Linked DNA regions of Homo sapiens: regions 1, 2 and 4 are each linked to region 3. Evidence: chromatin contacts called from ENCODE Hi-C or POLR2A ChIA-PET data. All regions are on one chromosome and are shown on one strand. The core of a region is the stretch at or near the end of the contact, and the rest is flanking DNA. Distances in the headings are between cores, read along the strand shown.

Evidence for each region. Hi-C counts contacts between places; a loop is a spot of excess contacts on that map. ChIA-PET counts read pairs that join two places held with the same protein, here RNA polymerase II (POLR2A). Pooled maps may share reads with other maps.
Region 1: a pooled map shows a loop between it and region 3 (5-fold over the local background). The contact joins two enhancer-like sites. A Hi-C loop is called at or near these places in 2 of 37 single-sample maps with no recorded cell type and 4 of 50 pooled maps.
Region 2: a pooled map shows a loop between it and region 3 (5-fold over the local background). The contact joins two enhancer-like sites. A Hi-C loop is called at or near these places in 1 of 37 single-sample maps with no recorded cell type and 4 of 50 pooled maps. POLR2A ChIA-PET finds 5 or more read pairs at or near these places in 1 of 52 experiments (B cell).
Region 4: a map with no recorded cell type shows a loop between it and region 3 (6-fold over the local background). The contact joins two enhancer-like sites. A Hi-C loop is called at or near these places in 10 of 37 single-sample maps with no recorded cell type and 7 of 50 pooled maps.

What each region holds. Positions count from the first base shown.
Region 1 is chr1:8,280,764-8,283,586 of GRCh38, reverse strand. The region is part of intron 1 of LINC03154 (long intergenic non-protein coding RNA 3154); the gene reads right to left. Among named protein-coding and RNA genes, the nearest start is that of LINC03154, 23 kb to the right of the region's middle. Within about 2 kb of position 1,431, at least 4 of the 41 ENCODE cell types and tissues checked have a DNase peak (open chromatin) inside an H3K27ac peak, as active enhancers do.
Region 2 is chr1:8,628,455-8,631,243 of GRCh38, reverse strand. The region is part of intron 2 of RERE (arginine-glutamic acid dipeptide repeats); the gene reads left to right. Among named protein-coding and RNA genes, the nearest start is that of SNORD128, 130 kb to the right of the region's middle. RefSeq lists an enhancer at 1,305-1,424. Within about 2 kb of position 1,328, at least 7 of the 41 ENCODE cell types and tissues checked have a DNase peak (open chromatin) inside an H3K27ac peak, as active enhancers do.
Region 3 is chr1:8,474,676-8,477,537 of GRCh38, reverse strand. All of the region lies in intron 10 of RERE (arginine-glutamic acid dipeptide repeats), which reads left to right. Among named protein-coding and RNA genes, the nearest start is that of SNORD128, 19 kb to the left of the region's middle. Within about 2 kb of position 1,322, at least 3 of the 41 ENCODE cell types and tissues checked have a DNase peak (open chromatin) inside an H3K27ac peak, as active enhancers do.
Region 4 is chr1:8,647,798-8,650,640 of GRCh38, reverse strand. All of the region lies in intron 2 of RERE (arginine-glutamic acid dipeptide repeats), which reads left to right. Among named protein-coding and RNA genes, the nearest start is that of SNORD128, 150 kb to the right of the region's middle. Within about 2 kb of position 1,445, at least 2 of the 41 ENCODE cell types and tissues checked have a DNase peak (open chromatin) inside an H3K27ac peak, as active enhancers do.

The DNA.
Region 1 (2,823 bases), core at 182-2,681, 190 kb after region 3:
TGGTTCAATCTGGGAGGAGAAAGGCCGGTGGAAGATAGCGCCCCTGACTCCAATCCTACCACCAGTTACCCGTTAGCCTCTCCTGGAGATGGCTGAAACAGCATAAACAACCTCCAAACACCCGGCCACTGCAGCCAGCTGTTCTAGAACTGAAAGGACACCAGTTCCTCTTTAAGTCTCCGGGTGACACTCATTGACTCATATGTGTCATAGTTAATATGAATAAGACTTTCCTGGATTAACTTAGATATAACTAAATTGCCCAGTGAGGAGAAGCAATTTTCATTTACAGAAAACTATTACTGACTATAAAACTCTTTACCCGTGACGCTCACTAATTACTGATGACCCAAGGCTGGTGACCATGTCCTTCCCGGGCTGCCCCCACACAGCAGGGGCCCAGCCTCTTCCTCCTCCACTGCATGGAACGAGCAAGCTGCCTGCTGCTCATCTCGCCATGTCTTTCTGAAACCAATAAAACCTATCTGTTTTTGTTCTGCATTCGTGAATGATGCTTGCTGTTCAGAAAAGTGCATGCGTTGGTTGACAAAGTCTAACGAATAAAAAATGTCAGTGTGACTTCATGGAAATGTTGGTTCTCATCAGTCCTTTTCCCCAGATCTATTATTGCAAACACAAAGCGTTTTCTTCTACCGCACTCTGGGAGACTTACTGAAATAATTGTGTCATCGCTCCAGTGAAAGCATCCTCATTTCTGTCCTCATAGGGACTTTGGAGAAACTCAGTTGTCTACTTTCTCAAAACTTTTACTTGAATTGCTTTGCATCCCTAACTGAAATCTTCCAGCCCCCAAGGTCAGGGCTATGATATACCATGGTAACCAACTTCACCTGCCCCTCAATCCTGCCAAGCTTTGGTGAGATTCCCAGGGTGGCGTCCCACCACCAGCAAGTAGGTTCCTGATCACCCCTCTTAGCAAGGACTGTTTCAAACTGTCCCCCTTCTCAGACACCAAGCCACTCCCCCTCCCACTCAATCACAGCAGAAGACTCGGATTCCTATCTTACACAGAAAATGGCTGTTACTGGTGGCTGCCAGACCTGCAAACCTCCTGCTATTTTCCATTCTTTCCTGCTTCCCGCCTTCGTCCTGTCCAAGGCCAAGGTCTCCGTCTGTGCCCTACAGTGCCCACCTTCTCTGAGATCTCCCTCTAGTACAATCTCTTACTGTTGGGACCTCAGCGTCTCTCTTGACCACTCCCTCTGCCCCTCTGCCCGCTCCGCTCCTCCAGCTTCCTCCCAGCTCGGCAGAGCTGTCTGTGGCAGCCACTGCTGCTGGTTCCCTGTCATCCAGTTCCCTTTTTTCTTTTGGAATTGAAGCCCCCTGGGTTTGACTGGCCACGCACTGGTGACTACAAGGCCAGCCTCTCTCACTGGCCAGTGTGAGAGGTCCCACACTGGCCAGTGTGGACCTGAGCTCCCAGGACGCTTCTGAAAAGACACTGCTTGTCCTTGACCCCTTTCCCTTTCTGAGGACTGCAGCATGGACATGAGCAAGTGCACTGCCTTTGACCATGCAGAGGAAGACAGCACCCTGGGCGCAGCAGAGCCACGTGGAGGAGGCGGGCTGCAGGCTGACCTCACACAACAGAGCCACTCACCCCACAGCCCCACCTAATGTCTGCTTGGGCTTTTATGTGCAGGAAAAATAAACCTTCTGTCTTGTCTAAGTCACCGTCATCTGATCTATGTGAAAGCAGCCCAACAAATACGTTAATAAGATATTTTCTGATGGGAATGTAAATTAGTATAGCCATTATGGAAAATAGTGTGGAGGTTCGTCAAAAAAATAAAAATGGAACTACCACATGCTCTGCATTAGTCCATTCTCACACTGGGTAATTTATAAAGAAATTACCCACCCACCTGAGACTGGGTAATTTACAAAGAAAAGAAGTTTAATTGACTCACAGTTCCACATGGCTGGGGAGTCCTCAGGAAACTTACAATCATGGTGGAAGGCACCTCTTTACAAGGTGGAAGGAGGGAGAATGAGAGATGAGCAAAGGGGAAAAGCCCCTTGTGAAACCATCATATCTCGTGAGAACTCACTATCACAAGAATGGCATGGAGGTAACCGCCCCCATGATTCAATTACTCCCACTGGGTCCCTCCCATGACACGTGGGGATTATGGGAACTACAATTCAAGATGAGATTTGGGTGGGGACACAGCCAAACCATGTCATGCTCTAATTCCGCTACTGGGTGTATATCTGAAGGAAAGGAAATCAAATCAGTCTGCTGAAGAGACATTTGTATTCCCACGTCCATTGCAGCACTATTCACAATAACCAAGATATGGAGCCCACCTCAATGCCCATCAGTAGATGAATGGGTAAAGAAAATGTGGCATTTATATATGGAATACTATTCAGCCCTAAAAAAGAAGAGAATCCTGTCATTTACAACATGGATGAACCTGGAGGACACTATGTTAAGTCAAATAAGCCAGGCACAGATAGATAAAGAATGCGTGATCTCACTCATATGTGGAATCTAAAATAGTTGGACTCATAGAAGCAGAGAGTAGAATGGTAGTTACCAGGAGCTGCCGGGATGGTTGGGGAAAAGTTGGTCCCAAGGATACAAAATTTCATTCCAGGTAGAGTGGTGCTTGCCTGTAGTCCCAGCTACTAGAGAGGTTAAGATGGAACGATGGCTTGAAGCCTAGGAGTTCCAGACCAGCCTGTGCAACATAGTGAGATGCTGTCTTAAAATAAAGAAATAAATAAAATGGAAAAGACAAGACAATTTTTAAAGAAGAATACAAAATTTCAGTTAAGATAAATAAGTTCAGGAGA
Region 2 (2,789 bases), core at 79-2,578, 150 kb before region 3:
TTTTTAAAGTTGGGAAGATAATTATCTGAGATCAGTTTTTAAGTTTTCAATACATTGGGAGATTTCCTGACTTTTAAAGGAGAAAAGAGAAATGTAGGAATTTTCAACAAAATCCCTTTTAGTTTATTATGACCTGTTCCCCTCAACTTGTTTGTTCTCATTATTTAACTGTCCTTGTTAGCAATGAGGATAAAGACAGATGAATGTTTGCTAGAAATATTTAGTGTTCTGTGTTTAGTGAGGCTTTCTTTGTAGCACTACTTGGGAATCTATAGACATTTCAATACATGGAATGTAATTATTATGTTTAAAAAAGAGGGGAACAAAGATATATGTTATCTGGGATCTTTTCCCACCAAGTTTAGAATCCTTAAGATGATGCAGCTGATTTTGATAACAGTTGATAAACAGAGTAAGGGTAAGGACTGGGAAGGCTTCATTTATGGAGGTGCACTTTTCCCAATTTTTGTTTCCTTTTCCATGTATGTATGTGTGTATATATGTACGTATGTATGTATGACTGAGTGACAGGGTCTCACTCTGTCACCTAGATTGGAGTACAGTGGCTGGATCATAGCTCACTGCAGCTTTGAACTCCAGGGCTCCAGTGATGCTGTCACCTGAGCTTCCTGAGCAGCAGTCCTTTTCCCTTTTAAATTCTCCAGTGTTACAGTCAATATGAGTACCCCTCACAGCAAAAGATTCTGGCAGGAAACTAAAGTAGGTTACCTGGCAATCGAGTTATTTCCTAAAGAAGTATTAGAATACAGCATTTGTTTTGTTCATATTGATAGAGCGTAGCAACTTTCTTGCTAGGATCTCTCTCTTCTTTTTTTTTTAAACCATGTCTCTGTTTAGTTTGTTTGTTCCTCATATAATTTTTGAGTGTTTACTATGAAGAACAGTGCATTGTTTATAGAGTTGAGGAATGGTGATGGGTTTGGCTGTTTTATGGTTTGGGAGACTAGAACTGGGAGGGTTTGTTGGAGGACATGCAGTATGCCAGAGACTCTGGATTGGAATTTGGGTACCGGGATTTCAGCGTTGTTTCCAGCATGCACACACACATAACATATACACTCTTTGTGTGTCTTGGAAAATGGAGGACATCTGTTTTAACTGTAGAGAGATACTTGTGGATTTTTTATTCTGCAATATTAGACCAACATACTGTACCTCATTGACTGTTACCTCCAAGCATTGAGGGTGGAGGAGTCATGTAGAGGAGAAACAGAAAGCAGAAGAGCGGTGCAGTCCTGAGAGTCAACTTCCCATTTCACCGCTGTGCCACCCAGCTTGGTCTCTGAGAAATCTCTTTGTGAGAAAGTCTTTGTTCATGCGTGCTTTTTACAATGGGGTTTTCTATTGGAAATTATATCAGAGTGGCACTGCCATGCTTTGCAAAGGGATGAGAAGGTATTTCAAAGATTAATAGGCGGAGACACATTGATGGAAAGGAAAATTCTTTATGAGGTGGAGCAGTGGCTGAGCATTGCCTATATATGTTGTGACCACAGTTTTAGTACTGGCGTGTGTGGCACTGCTTGCTAAATTAGTGGGTGAGGTAAGTGTCCACTCTGCTCTGTAGGAGGCTGTCAGAAAAGATGCTGACAGGTTCTTTGTGTTTCATAATGACACACTGCCTAATGCTTCAGACTGAGATTTTTACCCTTGAGGGGACTGTGCTTTTGCTATATTTACATAAACCTGCTGATTTGCTGAGGGTTGAAAAAGCAGAGAGGGCCTTCTTTGCCTTGAGAATCTGCCTTCACGTTTTGGCTGACTTCCTTCCCCAGCTTAGCAAATGCTCTGTTGTTTACAGATGGCACAATAGATCTTTGGACATGAAGCTATGCTGAGGTTGTGAGAAACAGCCAGAAATACCTCTGTTCAGTATCATTGCCCAAATTACGGATTTTGTTGCTCCCTGTTCACAAGGATTTGAGGTCACTTAATCCTGTGATCCATTCCCAGACAGAGGTTAGGTGTTAAGAGAGTAGGTCTCAACCTAGACCCATGGTTTCATTTCTAGACATCCCTAGTAAAGACACATTAGTTATCATGTGTTGTTTGGACTAATTGATATTGATGGTAATAGCCTCACTCATTTTTCTGGCCCATTACAGGCATGCTGATTTGAAGATTTAAAAAATATATATACTTGCCCTGCCAAAACCGTTTGCTCAATTCTGGTAAATACGTGTTTTTACATGGGTGATTCTGAAGATGTGCATTATGCATTTGGTGGATCACATCAGCTTTGTGCAGTTCTTTCAGAACTGCTAGCTTTCTAATAAAAAAAGAAGTATATGCAGTGCTTGGGGGCCGTGGGAGATTTTCAGATTGAGAATCATTGATCCTACTGACTAAAACCAATTTTATAACCAGCTTCAGACATCCCATGCACTCATAAATTGCATGAAAATCTTGCCAAATCATTTTGGCTTTAAAAGATTACTGGGCATATATTCCAACTGAGATTTTAACATTGCTCTTGACTACGTTCTTATCTTTCCCTTTTCAAATAAAGCACTTTATTTTTGTGCTATAAACATTTATATAAATTATTTTCTTAAATAGCTGCTTGATTAATGAGCCAAGGGGAAATGCTTTTTATATGAGAATTTGGCTTTAATTGAACCTTGTTTTGAATATTTTTAAGAGTAATATAAAGTAGAATTTTTTTCTGTGAGACTTGAATTCTAAATTGTGTTTATTTTTTGTTGGGTCATCCTAATATTTGTCAGAGGGTTATAAAGAAAAGTTTGACTGTACAATAGTTCGTCATG
Region 3 (2,862 bases), core at 73-2,572:
TTCTGCCCAGTTTCATGTCACAAATTTTTTTCTGTTTTCAAGGCTATGAGGATGCCAGGAGTAAGTGAAAACATATTTTAGTTTCCATTTGTGGTCCTGAACCATTTCCACTTGTGGCCAGACATAGGTCTTTCTCAGCTGACAAATAATTATTGAGAAAAGCAGCATAAACAGTCTAGGTTCACGAATGTGCCAGGAGCTTTTCTCCCTGTGGCCAGAGTTAGACTCATTGTGGGTCCTCAAGCTGAGTCTTCTTAGTAGATTATTGACTGCGTCTGTGGAGTCCTCCTGCCCCGGCAAGCAGCCTACACCCTCCGCACCCTCCCTTTCTACTATTCTGTGGCTGATCTCGCATTTATAAAAAAAGAAGTCAGGCTGTAGACATGTTAACTATGTAAATGATTAATTATCCATAATTGCATTTAAAGACCTGTGGCATAAACTTCAGCTTTCACAGAGACTTGAAAATTAAGAGGCACAACCTTAATCCCTAAAGTGTAAGTGAAGCCTGTGCAGGAGCCATTCATTTAGTGTTTGGCGTGGGGAATGTGGCTTAATTCAATGGTTTTATTGTTTTTTTATTTTTCTAAATTAATGTATTAACATTATTACCATTTGTTTATTCCTTTTTAGAAGAATATTCTATAATATTTTGCCTTTGAAAAAATCTTTGTTAAGTGAAGGAATGTTGAATACTGGAAAGTTCCAAAAATGACCTACCTCAGCCTCTTCTGTGACAGCGAAAGAAGCGAAGGACGCAGGTCCGCCCTGCCTCGTGTAGCCTGTTTTTACTGCAATAATAGCACTGCTTATTTCTCCTAGAATAGTGTTTTTTATGTGGTTGTTGCTGTTCATAAAGCATAGGCAAGTTAATCATATTATACTGGTTGTTGATTTTCAAAACCTCCCCTGTGAATGCATTTTAGATTTTCCAGACTGAGCAAATGTCATCCCCATCAGCTTTCATTTAGCACTGTGAGTGTTTTCATGGATGGGGATTTTTTTGTTAGTTTGTTTACATGTGTGTCTTTCCTCTTTTCTGAGCTGCTGGCTCCCTCCTTTCCTCCACCCACCCTCATCCCCTAGCCCCAAGTTAAGAAAAGACAGTGTGCTTGCTTTGTCACTGCAGCGGAAAAAGTCCCCGTACCCATTGCTCCCACCAGATTGCCTGTCCTAAACTGCCCCAGTAGCAACATTCTAGGGTAGGGACATCTTCCTAGAACATGGGTTTATGTTAGAATCCTCATGCTGCTACTTGCTAGGGAAGTGGCCTAGAGAAACATACTGAACCTCTGGATTTCATTTCCTCATTTTTAGTACTCTGGCTGTGGAAGAGAGGTGTGTGGAATGATGAAATCATAAAGACCTAACACAGTTCCTAGCACACTGTGCACTGCTCAGCAAATGTTGCGACCCCCTCCTTTCTTCCATGTGACTCCAGGGCTGGCGCATAATTCCTGGAACATTGTAGTTTCAGAAAGTGATGGAAAGAGGGAGGGAAGATTGGTTCAATAACTATATTTCCTTCTGAAAATTAACTAGACCTTTCTCTCAAGCCCTACCCTCTGCAGTTAAATTCTTTGTCTTTTCCATTATCCCTGAATTTTGCTCCCGTAAGACCATTCAGACAAATTTTAGCCTCTCTGGTACCTAATAGCATTATTTGAAATGATAATGGCCAAATAAAAATAAATATTGTGCTCTTAGTTTCAATTCTAGTTTTTTAACATTTACATGTTTCATATATATTGACTTGGCACTAGGTTATCGATGATGGAGGTATAAATGAAAATGTATTGACATTTGTGAATTATGGTTATAAGAAATTTTTCTTTTCTTTTTTTTTTTTTCTCTTGAGACAGAGTCTCACTCTTTTCGCCCAGGCTAGAGTGCAGTGGCGTGATCTCGGCTCACTGCAACTTCCGCCTCCTGGGTTCAAGAGATTCTTCTGCCTCAGCCTCCTGAGTAGCTGAGATTATGGGCACACACTACCATGCCCGGCTAATTTTTGTATTTCTTTTTAGTAGAGACAGGGTTTCACCATGTTGGCCAGGCTGGTCTCAAACTCCTGACCTCAAGTGACCTGCCCACCTTGGTCTCTCAAAGTGCTGGGATTACAGGTGTGAGCCACCACGCCCAGCCAAGAATTTTTTTTTTTTTTTTTAAGACAGAATCTCGCTCTGTCACCCAGGCTGGCGTGCAGTGGCGCGGTCTCGGCTAACTGCAACCTCCGCCTCCCAGGTTTAAGCGATTCTCCTGCCTCAGCCTCCCAAGTAGCTGGGATTACAGGTGCGCGCCACCACACCCGGCTAATTTTTGTGTTTTTGGTAGAGACAGGGTTTCACCGTGTTGGCCAGGCTGGTCTTGAACTCCTGACCTCAAGAGATCTGCCCACTTCAGCCTCCCAAAGTTCTGGGATTACAGGTGTAAGCCACTGCACGTGGCTAAGAAATTTTTAAATTTTGTTTTGAACATATTTCGGCAAGGTCTTTCTCACTTATCTTAATAGTCGAAATAATTAATTAAAACTATATGAAGAATTTTAAGATTTATTCCAAATACTTTTTTCCTTTCTCAGTTATTTTGACAGTTTCTTGTGATGTATAAACAGATATTTTGCATAGCAAAAGACTTTGATATCTAATATTGTTCTTCATGGACTGGAATTATTTAATTAGCCTGAATGCAGTCTAACTTAAGTAGGCTTTTTATATAGTTATTATAATGGCTATATTTGAAAAGTATGCTTTGGCATAGTAGAAACTGCCAGATGCAATGCCATTTGATCTAAAAAGGTCACGGGAAAAGGGACATTTAAATTAAGTTATAAATTACAATTGAAGAACAATATTTTGATGTGTG
Region 4 (2,843 bases), core at 196-2,695, 170 kb before region 3:
AGGCGTGAGCCACTGCTCCTGGCCTAATTTTTGTATTTTTTGTAGAGACAGGGTTTTACCACATTGGCTAGGCTGGTCTCGAACTCCTGACCTCAGGTGATCCACCCACCTTGGCCTCCCAAAGTGCTGGGATTACAGACGTGAACCACCGCTTCCAAGTGAATAGATCTTTAATACTCATTTATTTCTATGGGATATAAAGCACAAATTAAGATTTTTCAAATATTTATTGCTTTCTACATCTCTGAATTGGTTTTACTACTCAGAATAAGTATAAATTATAGGGACCTCTCGAAATGTCACTGAGAATGAGCATAGCAGGGATACTTTGAGGATAAAGGTAGGCTTTCATATAATCATACTTTTCTGTCCCAAGCTATATTTAAATTGTTTAGTGTTTAGAAGCATGTGATCTTATGGAGAAATTAAATATTATTTAGAATTTATCACTACGGTTTAATCTCATGCGTTGTCACAACCAGGTCTTTTTCACCTTTGCTGCTAAACTCTGGGATTACCTTAATTTTGTCCTTAGGAGCTCAGCATAATAGATTTTGTTACTTACACTGCCCATGTTCCCGCCTGCCTCGGGGCCTTTGCACTTGCTCTTCTCGTCTCGGTAACACACTTAATTCTTATCTTTTCTTAAGCTCTGCCACCCCAGTGTCACTGCCTTTCTCCCAGGTTAGTCAAATACATTTCCTTAATAAATACTGTTATAGCCTTTTTTGTATCTTTTCTTCTAGCACTTAGAACAGTAATAATTTTATTAGGATTAATAAGTCTCCCTTCTCCAAAAAAACAGCAATTCTTATTTTCCCCCACTCATCATTGAATTCCTGCCATCTACTGACAATAGTGTACACATAGTGTGTATTCCATAATATATATACATTTTTTTTTTTTTTTTTGAGACGGAGTCTTGCCCTGTCATGCAGGCTGGAGTGCAGTGGTGCAATCTCAGCTCACTGCAACCTCCGCCTCCTGGGTTCAAGTGATTCTCCTGCCTCATCTTCGAGAGTAGCTGGGATTACAGGCGTGTGACACCACGCCCGGCTAATTTTTGTGTTTTTAGTAGAGTCAGGGTTTCACCATGTTGGCCAGGCTGGTCTCGAACTCCTGACCTCAAGTGATCTGCCCACCTCGGCCTCCCAAACTGCTGGGATTACAGGTGAGAGCCACCGCGCCCAGCCTGTATTCCATAATATTTGTTGAATAAAGAAATTTCTAGAAACATTAAAAAAAATTATTGACTCATTGATGATGTTAAAATTAGAATAAGACTTCTGGAAGTCTGTTTTGTATTACTTCCCAATGAATGATTTAACAGACTTGTTTAAAAATAAAACCAAAACAAAAACCTTGTGGGGCTCTATTGTATATTGTCCTTGAGTCAGATCTAACTTCTTTGTTGTCTGTCAGCCATTACTCCTGTTTTGAGATGACTGTCACGGTAACAAATTGATTTATTACACAGCTGTGTGCAGCCAGATTTTCCTTCTGGGCTTCTTTAGCATAGGATATTGATTTCTGGAGTTTGCTGTAGGTGGCATATTAATTTCTTTCTACTGTTTTCAGTTAGGTTCTAGGAAATTTGATTCCTTTATTTCTGGTGTAGGTAGAACTGGTTAAAAAACTAACTTCATATTATTGTGAGATTTTTTTTTTTATTTTGGCATATTGGTATTGCTTGCTATTTGGATAATGAAATGTATTTTTTTTTTCAAAAGTATGTATTAATTTTTTAACATTTTGTCATATTAACTGATAATTTTGTTTGATTGTCCTATTTACCCTATAGTCCTAGAATATGTGTTCCTTCTACTTTCATGAACATAGTGCAAAACATGTATTTATGTATATAAGTTTGTGGTTTGTGAAATCTTAGGTGATGCAAAATATTTGACCATTTTATTTGACAATTTTGAGGAAAAATGCCCTGGAAACTAGAATTGTTTACTTTGATCACTTAAGTGTTATTTTCTTTTGATGCAAATGGAATTTAAGCTGGAAAAAATTCAAACTAGGCAAAATGAAACCTGAGGATCTAGTTTGAATAAAAATGGAATATACGTTATTTCTAAAACCTATTTAAAGTAAATGACTATAGGTCAGGTGCAGTGGCTCACGTCTGTAATTCCAGAACTTTGGGAGGTGGAGGTAGGTAGGTAGATTGAGCCCAGGAGTTCAAGACCAGCTTGGGCAACATGGCGAAACCTTGTCTCTACTCAAAATACAAAAGTTAGCCGGGCTTGGTGGTGTGCTCCTGTAGTCCCAGCTACTTGGGAGGCTGAGGTGGGAGGATCCCTTAAGCATGGAAGGTTGAGGCTGCAGTGAGCAGTGATTGCACCACTGCACTGCAGCCTGGGTTACAGAGTGAGACCCCATCGCAAAAACAGGTAAATGATTTCAACATGAAACATGATGTTGAGTGGACACAGAAGAGCATAATACTGTATAATTCCTTTTATAGAAAATTTTAAAACAGCCACAACTAATCTTTGGTGTTTGAAGTCAGGAGAGAGATTGCCCTATGGGTACAGGGAACAGAACATTAAGGGGACCCCCAGGTTCTGGCCATGTTACGTTTTATGGTACTGGTTACATGGACTTGTTCTGTGAAAATTTACTGCATTTTGCACTTCTCTGTATATGTATTACACTTCAGTAAAAGTTTGCCTTAAAAGAAAAAGTAAAGATAACATGCAACTATTTTCTAAATGGAAAATTTCCATTCAATCAAGTTACTGTTTAAAGTGGGGAGGGAGTCCCCGATATTTTAACAAATGGTCCTAACATTTAGCTACTGCGTCTTCACTGAGGTCTGTGGAGGCTGCAAGTGG